3 separate regions of the Homo sapiens genome follow, and regions 1 and 2 are each linked to region 3. The links are chromatin contacts, found by Hi-C or POLR2A ChIA-PET in ENCODE. All regions are on one chromosome and are shown on one strand. The core of a region is the stretch at or near the end of the contact, and the rest is flanking DNA. Distances in the headings are between cores, read along the strand shown. Region 1 has its middle 63 kb from the start of ULK4. Region 2 overlaps ULK4 (unc-51 like kinase 4). Region 3 has its middle 59 kb from the start of ZNF621.

Region 1 (4,086 bases), core at 367-2,866, 1.4 Mb before region 3:
CGCCTGTAATCCCAGCACTTTGGGAGGCCGAGGCAGGCAGATCACCTGAGGTCGGGAGTTCAAGACCAGCCTGGCCAACATGGTGAAATTCCATCTCTACTAAAAATACAAAAATTAGCCAGGCGTGGTGGCACGTGCCTGTAGTCTCAGCTACTCGGGAGGCTGAGGCAGGAGAATCACTTGAACCTGGGAGGCAGAGGTTGCAGTGAGCTGAGATCATGCCACTGCACTCTAGCCTGGGCAACAGAGTGAGACTCTGTCTCAAAAAAAAAAAAAAAAAAGAGATCACTGATCTCTTTGATCACTGAGATCCAGGATAACAGCTGCAGAAGAGGTGATTAGCCAAACAAACAACACACAAATTGGTATGTAAAAATAATCGGTGCCCTGGCTAGCTTATCAGTCCATTGAGGTAAAAGCGATCCTGTACAAAAACTACCACTGTGCCAGAGGAGTGAAGAGGCAGCAAGCTAACCACGCAATTCAAAACAGGCTCTTGTCAAAAAAATTCTCTAGTATATGATCACCCTGAGACTTACCCACATTTCTTATACTTTCTATGAAATGCTAAGGCTCACTTTTAATCTAAAATAGACAAACTTTCTTCATGTGCCTCTGAGTCCTCTTCTAGTTTCACAAAGGATTAAATAAAAAGGGCCTCAAAGGACAAAAGAAGGAAGTATAGAAAGGAGGGATGGAGGGAGAGACAGGGAGAATGAGAATACAGAAAAATAGAGGAAAGCAAGAAAGAGACAGAGGGAGAAAGATAAACGGAGAAAGAAGAAAGAACAAACAGCAGAGAGAGAAACAAAGAAACAGAGACAGAGGAAGAAAGAAAAGAAAAAAGTTCATGGGAAAAAAATAGTGATGCATTTCATGGAAAAGCTATTTGTTAAAGAGTCCCTCTTTTTTCTGTGTACAGTATCATGCCATATGTGGGAAGTGAACAAGGCTGGAACACCGCCTAAGAACATCTGCCACGGACTTTAAAAGCCCTAATAATAGCACAGCTGGTGTCCCCAGCCTAATGAGCTCACCACCCACGTGACTGCTCCTTCTCCAGCAGATTCTCCAGAGAGAGAAGGCAGCCAGCAAGAGAAGCAGTCCCCGCCCCCGCCCTCCCCCACATTCATGCTTTATTTCCTCCACGGCTTTCATTCTCCCCTTCCAGAAACCACCCCTTCTCATTTTCTTGAGCTAAGTTACCCTGATCCAGCAGTCCTTTGAACAGACACATTCTTCTTTTCTCCTTCCCCTCTCCCTTTGAACAGACACATTCTTAACATGAAAGGCAAATACCAGAAATAAAATATGGGGACATCACTACAGGTCTTATGGACATTGAAAGAGTAATAATTGTGCCAATTAATTCAGTAGCTTAGATAAAGTGGATAAAGCCCTTAAAATACACAACTTATCAAAATTAATGTAAGAAGATATAAATAACCCTATACTTATTTTTAAAATGGAATTCCAAATGAAAAATTTTCTACACCACAACGAAAGGCCAGCGTGCCCCAGCGTGCCTCGTTGCCAGGGTCTGAGGTACAGGCCCCTCCAGGAGTGCTGGTCTGGGAAGTTATGTCTGACAGGAAGACTCTCCCCCTGACCAAGGCATATTGCTAGGAGGAAACCAAGCACAGCAGAAAGCGGGGCAGGGAGGACGTAAACAAAGAAGTTAGGTTTTTACAAGGTTGGCAAGTTTTAACCCCCTCTGGTATAATCTTTTGAAACTAATTCCCATCACGGTATGCTTTTAAAAGCTCTCTAGCATTTTAAGAAACTGCAACTTAGCATCAGGAAGGGAAAGAATTTCAGCTTCTAAGGGGAAGCCTAGCAGAAAGTGACAAGAGGAGACTCACGTTGGCACTGATGTGGTATCCCTAGCAATTGGAAGAGAAGCTGAAAAATCTGGGATCTCTCACTCTCAGTCCAGGGCAACACATCCTGACAGCCAGGAAGAGTCAAATGGCTATGGTAAGACGTATGGGGTTTATTCACCAGAAAAAGACAAAGAACGCCACATTTCAAAACTCAGGCTTGGTAACACAATAGCATGGGTGTGTATGCAAGCATGAAGTACTGAAGCTAACAAATTACTAGATTCTATCCCTGTCTAGCAAGTACTTATTTCAATAGCAATCATATGATTAGCTGAAAGTGGGCAATCATTAACTTCATCTACTGTTAAACAGTTACACACAAAAACATGGTGCTTTATATCTTGTTAATATCATGAATAAGTTATGTAACCCTTGACAGTGTTCTGTTTTGATTTAAAATACCAATGCTATTGCTGCCATAAGTTAAACACTGCAAAATTATAAAACTTCAAAGATAATTACAGCATTTTAAGGACTATCATAAATACTTTTATGCAACTGCGATGTTTACAAGGCTAAGCCAGCATCTCTTCTGAAAAACAAAGAACCAAATGATACAACTAGAAATATCTGCATACCTACTATGTATAAACAAACCCAAAAGATATTTTAGCTTCTATCTCACTTGGCCTCTCACAGCAGAGTAACCCTGTGAACCCTACCCTTCACCAAAAGAACACTCCCTCCCCCAGCAATTCTGGTCTTCTCCCAATCTCTAGTCACTACTCCTCTGTGAGTTCTCCTACACATGGATATCACTACACAGGAATGGTCCCCAAACCCTTGCCTCAAACTCCTATCCCTCTTCGAAGTGTCAGGCCCAGACGTCCCACTGCCCTAAACATCTCCACTTAGAAATCTCAGGAGTAGCCGGTCACGGTGGCTCACGCCTGTAATCCCAGCACTTTGGGGGGCCAAGGAGGGCGAATCACCTGAGGTCAGGAATTCGAGACCAGCCTGGCCAACATGGCGAAACCCCATCCCTACTAAAAATATAAAAATTAGCCAGGCGTGGTGGCAGGCGCCTGTAATCCCCAGATACTCGGGAGGCTGAGGCAGGAGAATTGCTTGAACCCGGGAGACGGAGGCTGCAGTGAGCCAAGACTGTGCCACTGCACTCCAGCCTGGACAATAGAGTGAGATTCCGTCTCAAAAAAAAAAAAAAAAAAAAAAAAAAACCCTCACGAGCACGTCAAACTCAGCACATTCAAAACAAGACCCTCCAGGTCCTCACCGCTGGGACAACTGATTAATGGTGGTCCAACTCAGAAACCTCAGCCTTATCCTTCACTCCGCCCCCTCCCTTACCCTACCACTATCTCTTCAACAACAAAGGCTTATCTCTTAAACATCTACCCACACTATCACTCGCTAACCCCCACCCTCTCTCACCTTGAGTACAGCCAGAGCTTCCAGCTGGGTCTCAGTCATCATGGAGGTAAGATAAGGTCTAGGATCACATACGGCCTAGGACACGTTTACCAAAGTAAAGCCAGCCACCACTCCTAATGCCACCCAACCCTGCCATGGGCCTTCTCTTTGGAACATCTACAGACTGCATCTCTTTTCCGCCCTAGTGACCTAATGTGGATGCAACTTGAGTTTGTGAGGGAAATTCTCAAACTTGCTTGTGATGATCAATCTGCCATGCTGCCTTTTGCCAAACAGAGAATTCAGTATACTATAAAGAACAAAAACTACATTAAAAGATAGCCAAACTCCCAGGAATATTTATTTTCTTTTTGTTGTTTTTTTTTTTTTTTTTGAGATGCAGTCTCGCTCTGTCGCCCAGGCTGGAGTGTAGTGGCGCAATCTCGGCTCACTGCAACCTCTGCCTCCCGTGTTCACGCCATTCTCCTGCCTCAGCCTCCTGAGTAGCTGGGACTACAGGTGCCCACCACCACGTCCAGCTAATTTTTTGTATTTTTAGTGGAGACAGGGTTTCACCGTGTTAGCCAGGATCGTCTCCAACTCCTGACCTCGTGATCCGCCAGCCTCAGCCTCCCAAAGTGCTGGGATTACAGGTGTGAGCCACTGCGCCTGGCCAGGAATATTTATTTTCTTTATTCCTTTCCATGAGTATCACTTCTACTATACCATCAAGAGACTTACCCCAGCTAAAAGTTTTGCAAGTTAACACTCAATTGTTGTGAAAATATTCCTCTTGTACAAAAGTTTTTTGTTTTTGTTTTTTTTTTTTTAA
Region 2 (4,269 bases), core at 334-2,833, 1.1 Mb before region 3:
CATGCAGAGAAACTGACATACACAGAAGCTAATGTGCATATGTATTCACACATTTTTAAAAAAATGGGTGGGGGTCCTAGTTTTTGAGCAACGAAATAAAAGTCACCAGACTTAGGAATTTCCATTTTCAAAAAGTTCAGTAGGTCTCTGCTTTCAGAGCACATTGTCAAATGAACTTTAGCACAAGTGAATGTCTTTAAGAAATCAATATTACTAGTATTAATTATTAAAATTCCTTGGATTATTCCATATATTATCCCTACACTAAAATAAATAATGACTGATAGAATTTTATAATAGAGATCACTGGTACAGAGGAGCTTGATTAGGGTGCAATGGTATTTATTTTAATACCATTAAATATATATTATATATGTCATAAAATATGTAGCATATAGTAGTATATATAAATATATAACGTATATGTATAAATTCTGTGGAAGATTCTGGAAGGGCAGAACATTGGTGAGCAAATTATCCAACTCCACAGCAGCAAAAAGGTACTCATTGTCTATTGTCTCAATGATTCAGTCTCTATTTTAATAAGGTGACCCCGTACCAGTGAGCAAAGCCATGCCCACTCAAAGGTTTAGAACATGTTTGCTGTCATATACTGTGTCAGATTGTGTCGTCGTGGTTTTCTCACTATGAATTAGAAGTGATTTAATGGGCCGGCGCGGTGGCTCACGCCTGTAATCCCAGCACTTTGGGAGGCCGAGGCGGGCAGATCACGAGGTCAGGAGATCGAGACGATCCTGGCTAACACGGTGAAACTCCGTCTCTACTAAAAATACAAAAAATTAGCCGGGGGCGGTGGTGGGCGCCTGTAGTCCCAGCCACTTGGGAGGCTGAGGCAGGAGAATGGCGTGAACCCAGGAGGCAGAGCTTGCAGTGAGCTGAGATCGCACTACTGCACTCCAGCCTGGGTGAAAGAGCGAGACTCAGTCTCAAAAAAAAAAAAAAAAAAAAAAAAAAGAAGTGATTTGATGAAGATAATTTTTAGGGCTTTGTCCTTTTTTGTTGTTGTTCTTTATTGTCTTGCTGCATTGTTGCTGTTTGGTGTTGGGTTGTCATTAAAGCGTACAATTTTAATTTGATTTCTCAAAATGCAGATTGAGGTTCATCATGTATCAGACTGCACTCTCCAAACATCCTGTAACATGATTAATCAATAAGTGTAGTATTAACTCATTCTTTGTGTTGGTGTGTTAACGGGTTTGAAATTTCTCAGGTCCTAAGACAATTTAGCCACTACTTTAGATAAAAATCAATGGATGTTAAAGGAAATAAATAAATAGATAATACTGTTTAAAATGGATATTTGGAAGAGAGAATTTCCCATCTTTGGGGGAGGTATTGTTAGTGGTGGCAAATCCGTATGGGTCTGCCACAGTTTCAGTTCTTGCCTCCTCAGAAGAAAGAATTTGACTCGGGGGCATAGGCAGACTCAAGGCAAGTTTTAGAGCAGGAGTGAAAGTTTATTTAAAAGTTTTATAGCAGGAACAAAAGGAAGTAAAGTACAGTTGGAAGAGGGCCAAGTGGGCAACTTGAGAGACTCAAGTTTGTGGTTTGACCTTGGACTTGGGGCTTTATATGTTGGCATGCTTCCAGGGTCTGCATCTCTTTCCCCCTGATGCTTCCCTTGGGGTGGGTTGTTCGTATGTGCAGGGGCCTCCAGAACTTGGCAGGGGCTGCATGTGCACTGTGTTTACTGGAGTTATACACATGCTCACTTGAGGCAGTTCTTCCTTTACCACTAGAATGTTCCTAGAAGGTCATATACCAAACTCTGCCATTTTGCCTCTTAGTGCACATGTTGAGCCCAGTCACCTAACTCCTTAGATCTTACGAGGAAGCTTCTGATCACCAGTTTCAGGTGTTTCTATCTAGGGAGACTGCCTTTCCCTAGCACTGACTGTGACCAATAATTTTAGAGAGACAGTTAACAACCGCCTATCACCTGATGTTGCCTGATGTTCCTGGTTGGGGTGGGGTGCCCTCTCCTGCCCTGCTCATGTCTGCCTGACTACCTGCTATAACATTATGAGCTTGGATTATGAGGGAAGTACCCCCCTTTTGCATATAGGTGCTCTGTCCTGGAAAGGTGGTCTGGTTGAAGACAGAAAAGCAGTTACCTGGAAACATATGCCTGGCCTTTCTATAACTATGAGGCCATGGATGGTCTGTATTGAGCTTCTCTTTCTTTTGTAGGTAGGACTGGGGAGTGGCGTAGAACCCTGGATGAAGAAAGGGGATGGGGGTAGCAGAGTAGCTAAAATTTGTCTGCATAAGAAATAAAAATGTATTGGTTGGTGGGAGAGCTAAGAAAAGAGGAAAGGAGGCAGAAACAAAGAGGAGGGCTGCCTAGAAGCCAAAAAGTTAGGCAGCAGAATAGGAGCCCAGAGCTTGTGAAGGAAGAAGGCCTGTGAGAAAAGTTTTTTTTTTCTTTTTTAAAAATTATTATTATTTTTTAATTTTATTATTATTATACTTTAGGGTACATGTGCACAATGTGCAGGTTAGTTACATATGTATACATGTGCCATGCTGGTGTGCTGCACCCATTAACTCGTCATTTAGCATTAGGTATATCTCCTAAAGCTATCCCTCCCCACTCCCCCTACCCCACAACAGTCCCCGGAGTGTGATGTTCCCCTTCCTGTGTCCATGTGTTCTCATTGTTCAGTTCCCACCTATGAGTGAGAATATGCGGTGTTTGGTTTTTTGTTCTTGCGATAGTTTACTGAGAATGATGATTTCCAATTTCATCCATGTCCCTACAAAGGACATGAACTCATCATTTTTTATGGCTGCATAGTATTCCATGGTGTATATGTGCCACATTTTCTTAATCCAGTCTATCATTGTTGGACATTTGGGTTGGTTCCAAGTCTTTGCTATTGTGAATAGTGCCGCAGTAAACATACGTGTGCATGTGTCTTTATAGCAGCATGATTTATAATCCTTTGGGTATATACCCAGTAATGGGATGGCTGGGTCAAATGGTATTTCTAGTTCTAGATCCCTGAGGAATCGCCACACTGACTTCCACAATGGTTGAACTAGTTTACAGTCCCACCAACAGTGTAAAAGTGTTCCTATTTCTCCACCTCCTCTCCAGCACCTGTTGTTTCCTGACTTTTTAATGATCACCATTCTAACTGGTGTGAGATGGTATCTCATTGTGGTATTGATTTGCATTTCTCTGATAGCCAGTGATGGTGAGCATTTTTTCATGTGTGTTTTAGCTGCATAAATGTCTTCTTTTGAGAAGTGTGTATTCATGTCCTTTGCCCACTTTTTGATGGGGTTGTTTGTTTTTTTCTTGTAAATTTGTTTGAGTTCATTGTAGATGCTGGATATTAGCCCTTTGTCAGATGAGTAGGTTGCGAAAATTTTCTCCCATTTTGTAGGTTGCCTGTCCAGTCTGATGGTAGTTTCTTTTGCTGTGCAGAGAAAAGTTAAAGTTGCAAGTGATTGAAGATGATTAAAAACAGATATACTTCAATTTTAAATTGTTGGTGTTGCTGCTATAAACCCTCCATTACTCCAGACTCTCAATAAAGTCTGGTATACATACCAAGAATTTGTGAGTCTTCTAAATTTAATTATTAAAAAGGGGCTATATTCTATGACTTACACTGGTGGGTAGAAATCAACAAAGACCAACCAAATGAGAACAAACAGGTTGTTTTTTCAGAGTTGCTATGGCAAAGAAGTTGGCCAACATCACTAGCATTTGGCAGAGACTTAAAGGCAAGGAGGGGAGTGGGAGAAGGAAGACTTCAGGTGTGCCCTGATTGGAGGCTATTTGGCAGGGGAAACTGGAAGTGGGCTCATTAGAAGCAGGACATCCTATGTGATTGGTTCGGGGAACATTTTTGGCTTTCTCTAGTCGGCCCTAAGTTGGAAGAGTACAAAAAATACTGAAGCTGACAGTTGTTGACTAAATCCTAACCATCCCAGGCTAATGGCTACAGAGGTTGTGGTTTTGGCTTCCCTACTGGTTCCTGTAGAGGTTGTGGGTTAGAGTTCTATTGTCTTATATAGTCTGGCTACCACCAGTATATTCAGGCTTCCAGAAGCAAATAGCAGTTAGGAGAAGGTAAAAAGCAGATAAGTGAGGTAGAAACTCAGAGTTGGCAGTGAATCATGGGAAAGTAAATAAACCTCTGCAAATTCCCAGAAATCTTGGAAAGGACACTAAATTGCTTAATAGCACACAGGGCTGACGGTTTTATTTGAAACTCGAAGTTTAGGGTGACCTCA
Region 3 (4,245 bases), core at 141-2,640:
CCTGAGGATCTGCCTCCCAATGGGCAAGTCTGCCCCTCAAAGACTATGAGGCAGTGATGATACTGACCCCTGAACTCCAGGACCCCATTGTTCTTCAAAGGAAGATGCAAGGCTGGCCCCTCCCCCAGCTGCTGAAGACCATGCTGAGGGGCCCAAGGGAAGAGGAGGCCAGTGGCTGAGCATTGTAGAGCAGTGGGTAGGGAGGGACCTTTGGTCTGCACCAACAATGTGACTGTAACGCTCACTTGCACAAGTGTGACTCAATTCATGCTCTCATGAAACTGTGCTTTAGGCATGAAGCTGGGGGCCTATTTTGAGACATCAGCTGCACAAACTTTAACCTGTGGCTTTATACTGAGAGAGGTAGTGTAGGGCTTGCAGCCTCTGGTCCCAGGAGAAGATAAAGGAGACTCGAGCAGTTGTCAGAACCTATGGTGCTCTCTCTCTCTCTCGTTACCTCTCGCTCTCTCTTGCTCTCTGTCTCCATTTGTTGCCACAGACCACCGGGCTCAGATGAGAGTCTCTCAACAGATGCAGGGAAGAGAGCAGCTGTTCACGGCAGTGGCCCTCCTAGTGCTTTGAGACTCCTCACAGCCCCACAAGGTTCCTTTGGGCCCTCTCAGAAGTCTGGCCACCCAGCATGAAAATCTCCCAAGTCAGAGCCTCAAGTTTTAAAGAAAGAAATTTACAGATGTGCAAAGAGAAAAGAAAAGGGGCTGTTTGGTCCCTAGCAGAGGACCGATTTTATTGGGAATTGTTTGACCAAGGAAACATGAACCAAACATACCACCAAGGAAAACATACTGCCAAGGAAAAATGAACCAAACATACCACCAGCACCCTAGAAACAGACTTTTTTTAATCTTCGTATCAACAAGATTTCGGCCTTCAATCATCTCAAATTAAATGGAACCTAAGCAGCAGGAGTTACTGTAGTTACGTAGGGGAAAGACAGGAGACAGGGGAAAAAAAAAGCTTTGCATCACGTGACTTTTATGCTGCAGAAACTTAATGAGAAACACACCACATTTCCAGAACCCTCTTTCTAGTCAGGGCTCCCGCTGAGATAAAAGGTCACAAGAAGAGAAGGAGGGAGAGGGAGGGAGCGCCGGCGTGGAGCAGGGAGGCACTTTTACTGCAAAGTCGGGCCCAAATTTCATACAAGCTGCTATCGGGTCTGATAGTCTAGACTGATTATCTTCTTTGAATGCCAGATGTGAAGGGCTTGTATAAAAGAACTGCAAACATTACCCATTTAAAAACAAATCGACCCAAGCTGCATTCACTGCGCAAAGGAGAACTTTCCATCCCAGACTCTGCAGAGAGAGCCAAGCAGCCGGGCCAGGAGACCTGGCCTAGGCGGTGCGTCCCGCTGCTGCCCCCTGCAGGCCATGAGCCTCAGGCTGGCCAGAAAGCAAGCCAAGTCCGGGGGCCAATGGCTCAGCCAGGCCTCTGCTCATCAGTGGAGACTTTTTCTGTCCATCCAGCTCAGGGTGGCAGGAGAATGCTCCTCTACAAGGTGCCAGGCTATAGCTGGAAGACTGAGCTGGGCCTGGGCCTCAGCGTTACACATTGTCCCGTTCAACCATTAACCCTGCAAGGTAGAGACGTCAATCCCTTTCACAGGTGAAAAATTGAGAAGTTAAGAGATTTACCCATTGGATGCAACTGGCTTATCCAGTTTTGGTATTGGACACTGGTGCTCCTTCCATGGCCCTATGTGCGGTTGGCCATCAACACCAAGATCCTCTCCTCAGGGAAGATGGAATGATAGAACTGCAGCTCCAGTACCCAAACTGGACCATACCAGCCCAGAAGACACCCGGCCCATAGGGCCAAGCTAGGAGTAGGGCGGCAGGAGGTATCTTCCCATCCCTCAAGCTGGGTGTGGTCCTGGATCAGGGGTCTTTACCCCTGCTGGGCAGTTAGGAGAGGCTTCTTGATCCCAGGCCCCTGCAGAGTACCAGGCCCTGAGCCAGGGCTCAGGAAAATTTGTAGAGCGAGAAACATCCTGATCACACTATGGCCTCTGGAATCTCCTGATGGCCCTGCATTTCTCCACCAGCCCTGGCCGCTTTGGGTTGTGTCTCCGCACACAGGGACTGACTCTGTAAACACCATGCCAACATAACCTCTGACCAGGCACTTCCCATTTGGCCGCAGCTACAACTCAGTGCCAGACACTCAGGATCAGTGACCTTCAGAGGGGGCTGGGCATGCAAGGGCCTTCCAAGTGATCTGTGTTTAATCTAGTGTGAAGGACCTCCAGCCTTGCTGCTACAGGCAAGGCCAGCGCTCATCTGGGCCCTCTGGCCTGCCTAGTCCTGGCTGTCACAGGAACGACCAGACACTCCTGAGGGCGTTTGGTTTTCTGCCAGCGTTGTTAGTTTAAGACTCTGTAGTGTACCTTTGGGTTTTCCTTCCTTTTCTGAACCCTCCTAAGTGGCCCACTTACCTCTCAAGCAAGGCAAAGCTGCTTTGCTGTCTTCCACCTCTGGAGTTTTTTTTGTTTTTTGTTTTTTGTTTTTAAGACAGAATCTCATTCTGTCACCCAGGCTGGAGTGCAGTGGCGCAACCTCAGCTCACTGCAACCTCTGCCTCCCAGGTTCAAGAGATTCTCCTGCCTCAGTCTCCCAAGTAGCTGGGATTATAGGCATGTGCCACCATGCCCAGGTAATTTTTGTATTTTTAGTAGAAACGGGGTTTCACCATATTAGTCAGGCTGGTCTTGAACTCCTGACCTGAGGTGATCCACCCGCCTCGGCCTCCCAAAGTTCTGAGATTACAGGCGTGAGCCACCGTGCCCAGCCCCACCTCTGTGATTTTGCACAAGCTGCTCCCTTGCCTGGAAAATCTTCTACCCCTTCTTCATGTGGCTGACTCGGACTTGTCAGACAACTCTTGCAACGTCCTCCCTCTCCTGCATGCCCCTGCTCTGAGCTCCCACCTCACCCCCACCTGTGTATTCCTATGACGTTTACTTCCCCAGGCAGTTGTTCACCACTGTCCTGTCTTCCCACATAGAGTCAGCTGTAACACGCTCAGCAAAGATTTGGCTGATTCCCTGATTGCTTTTCATCTGCACATGACCACCCCTGTCTTCAGGGACCCAAACTTGCTGCATTGGAAACTGGGACTTGAGACCTGTCTACAGGTCTAAATACTTGCCTTTGGGTTTGTTCTGGGAGGAGAAGTTCCCTTCTGGCCCCACTCCCTCCCCTGGGTGGCCAAGGAAAGGAGCCAACTGTATCATTCCAGTGTGATTTGGCCAGAGGTGCCGATGGGGCCCGGGGTGGGGTGACAGGCCCAAGGAGGTGTCACTGAGCTATGGATCCAGGTCCACCCTGGCTTGTCTGACCCACTAGAGCTTCCTCCTCCTGGAAGGGTTGGCAGAGGTTATTCCTGTATGTAGCTGGGAGCTACAGGAGGGCTCCTCACAGAGCTGCAGTTGCTTTTGTTTTCCCCTGGAACAGCTGCCTGGAGAATCTGGCTCAGAGAAGTTTGTCTATCATTCTTGAGTAAACCATAAGGACAGCAGAACAATGTGTCAGTCATTTACACCTCAATGAAAACAAATGAATAAGATCCAGTCTTTGAATCCCAGATCTTAGGACCAAAGGGGACCTTAACAACCAATGCTCTTTCTGTCTAGCTGGCTTCCTTCTTTTCATTCAGTGCTGGTGCTATAGCTTGATACATTTATAAAACATACCTCCTGCCCCTCCCCCTTTGCACAGCCCCCTACTATTCTCATCAATTTAGAATTTGAGCACTAACCATGAACCTTGTAAAAACAGGCATCCCTTCATGAAATTACAAAAAATGAAAAAGCCCCAGGTCCAATGCCATTTGCTCCCTGCCCAGCTCCTGGATGAAGCTCTGTGACCTGGGAGGCTCCTGAACACCCTTTGGCCCTTTGACAGAAGGGAGGGAGGGTGCATCACGAGCTTCCTTTCTGGCCCAAGGTTGGAGGTGATGACCCTCAGGCAATGAGAAGGCTGCTACCATGAAGAAAAGTGTCTTGCATTTTCTAATTCGCCATGCCCAGTGTGACTTCAACCAACAGCACCCAAATGGATCAATGACAACTATATCCTGGAGGTGTCCCTATGCTTAACAGAAGGTTAATGGTGCTTAGGAGTGGAGGGACCCCTTACTTTTTCCTCATCCCTGCAAAGGCAACACCCACCCTCCCTGCAGCAGGACACACAGAGTAGGGCTCACCCATTCTGCTCTCCCAGGTCC

Evidence for each region. Hi-C counts contacts between places; a loop is a spot of excess contacts on that map. ChIA-PET counts read pairs that join two places held with the same protein, here RNA polymerase II (POLR2A). Pooled maps may share reads with other maps.
Region 1: a loop to region 3 is called in a map of posterior cingulate gyrus, with 7 times the contacts of the local background. The contact joins two enhancer-like sites. A Hi-C loop is called at or near these places in 1 of 168 maps with a recorded cell type or tissue (posterior cingulate gyrus) and 4 of 50 pooled maps. POLR2A ChIA-PET finds 5 or more read pairs at or near these places in 1 of 52 experiments (activated CD4-positive, alpha-beta T cell).
Region 2: a loop to region 3 is called in a pooled map, with 3 times the contacts of the local background. The contact joins two enhancer-like sites. A Hi-C loop is called at or near these places in 1 of 168 maps with a recorded cell type or tissue (heart right ventricle), 6 of 37 single-sample maps with no recorded cell type and 6 of 50 pooled maps.

What each region holds. Positions count from the first base shown.
Region 1 is chr3:42,022,720-42,026,805 of GRCh38, reverse strand. It overlaps a transcript of TRAK1 not described here. Among named protein-coding and RNA genes, the nearest start is that of ULK4, 63 kb to the right of the region's middle. RefSeq lists an enhancer at 1,550-2,468. Within about 2 kb of position 1,616, at least 30 of the 41 ENCODE cell types and tissues checked have a DNase peak (open chromatin) inside an H3K27ac peak, as active enhancers do.
Region 2 is chr3:41,688,650-41,692,918 of GRCh38, reverse strand. The region is part of intron 27 of ULK4 (unc-51 like kinase 4); the gene reads left to right. Among named protein-coding and RNA genes, the nearest start is that of ULK4, 270 kb to the left of the region's middle. Within about 2 kb of position 1,583, at least 2 of the 41 ENCODE cell types and tissues checked have a DNase peak (open chromatin) inside an H3K27ac peak, as active enhancers do.
Region 3 is chr3:40,581,861-40,586,105 of GRCh38, reverse strand. No RefSeq gene overlaps it. Among named protein-coding and RNA genes, the nearest start is that of ZNF621, 59 kb to the right of the region's middle. RefSeq lists an enhancer at 1,648-2,148. Within about 2 kb of position 1,390, at least 6 of the 41 ENCODE cell types and tissues checked have a DNase peak (open chromatin) inside an H3K27ac peak, as active enhancers do.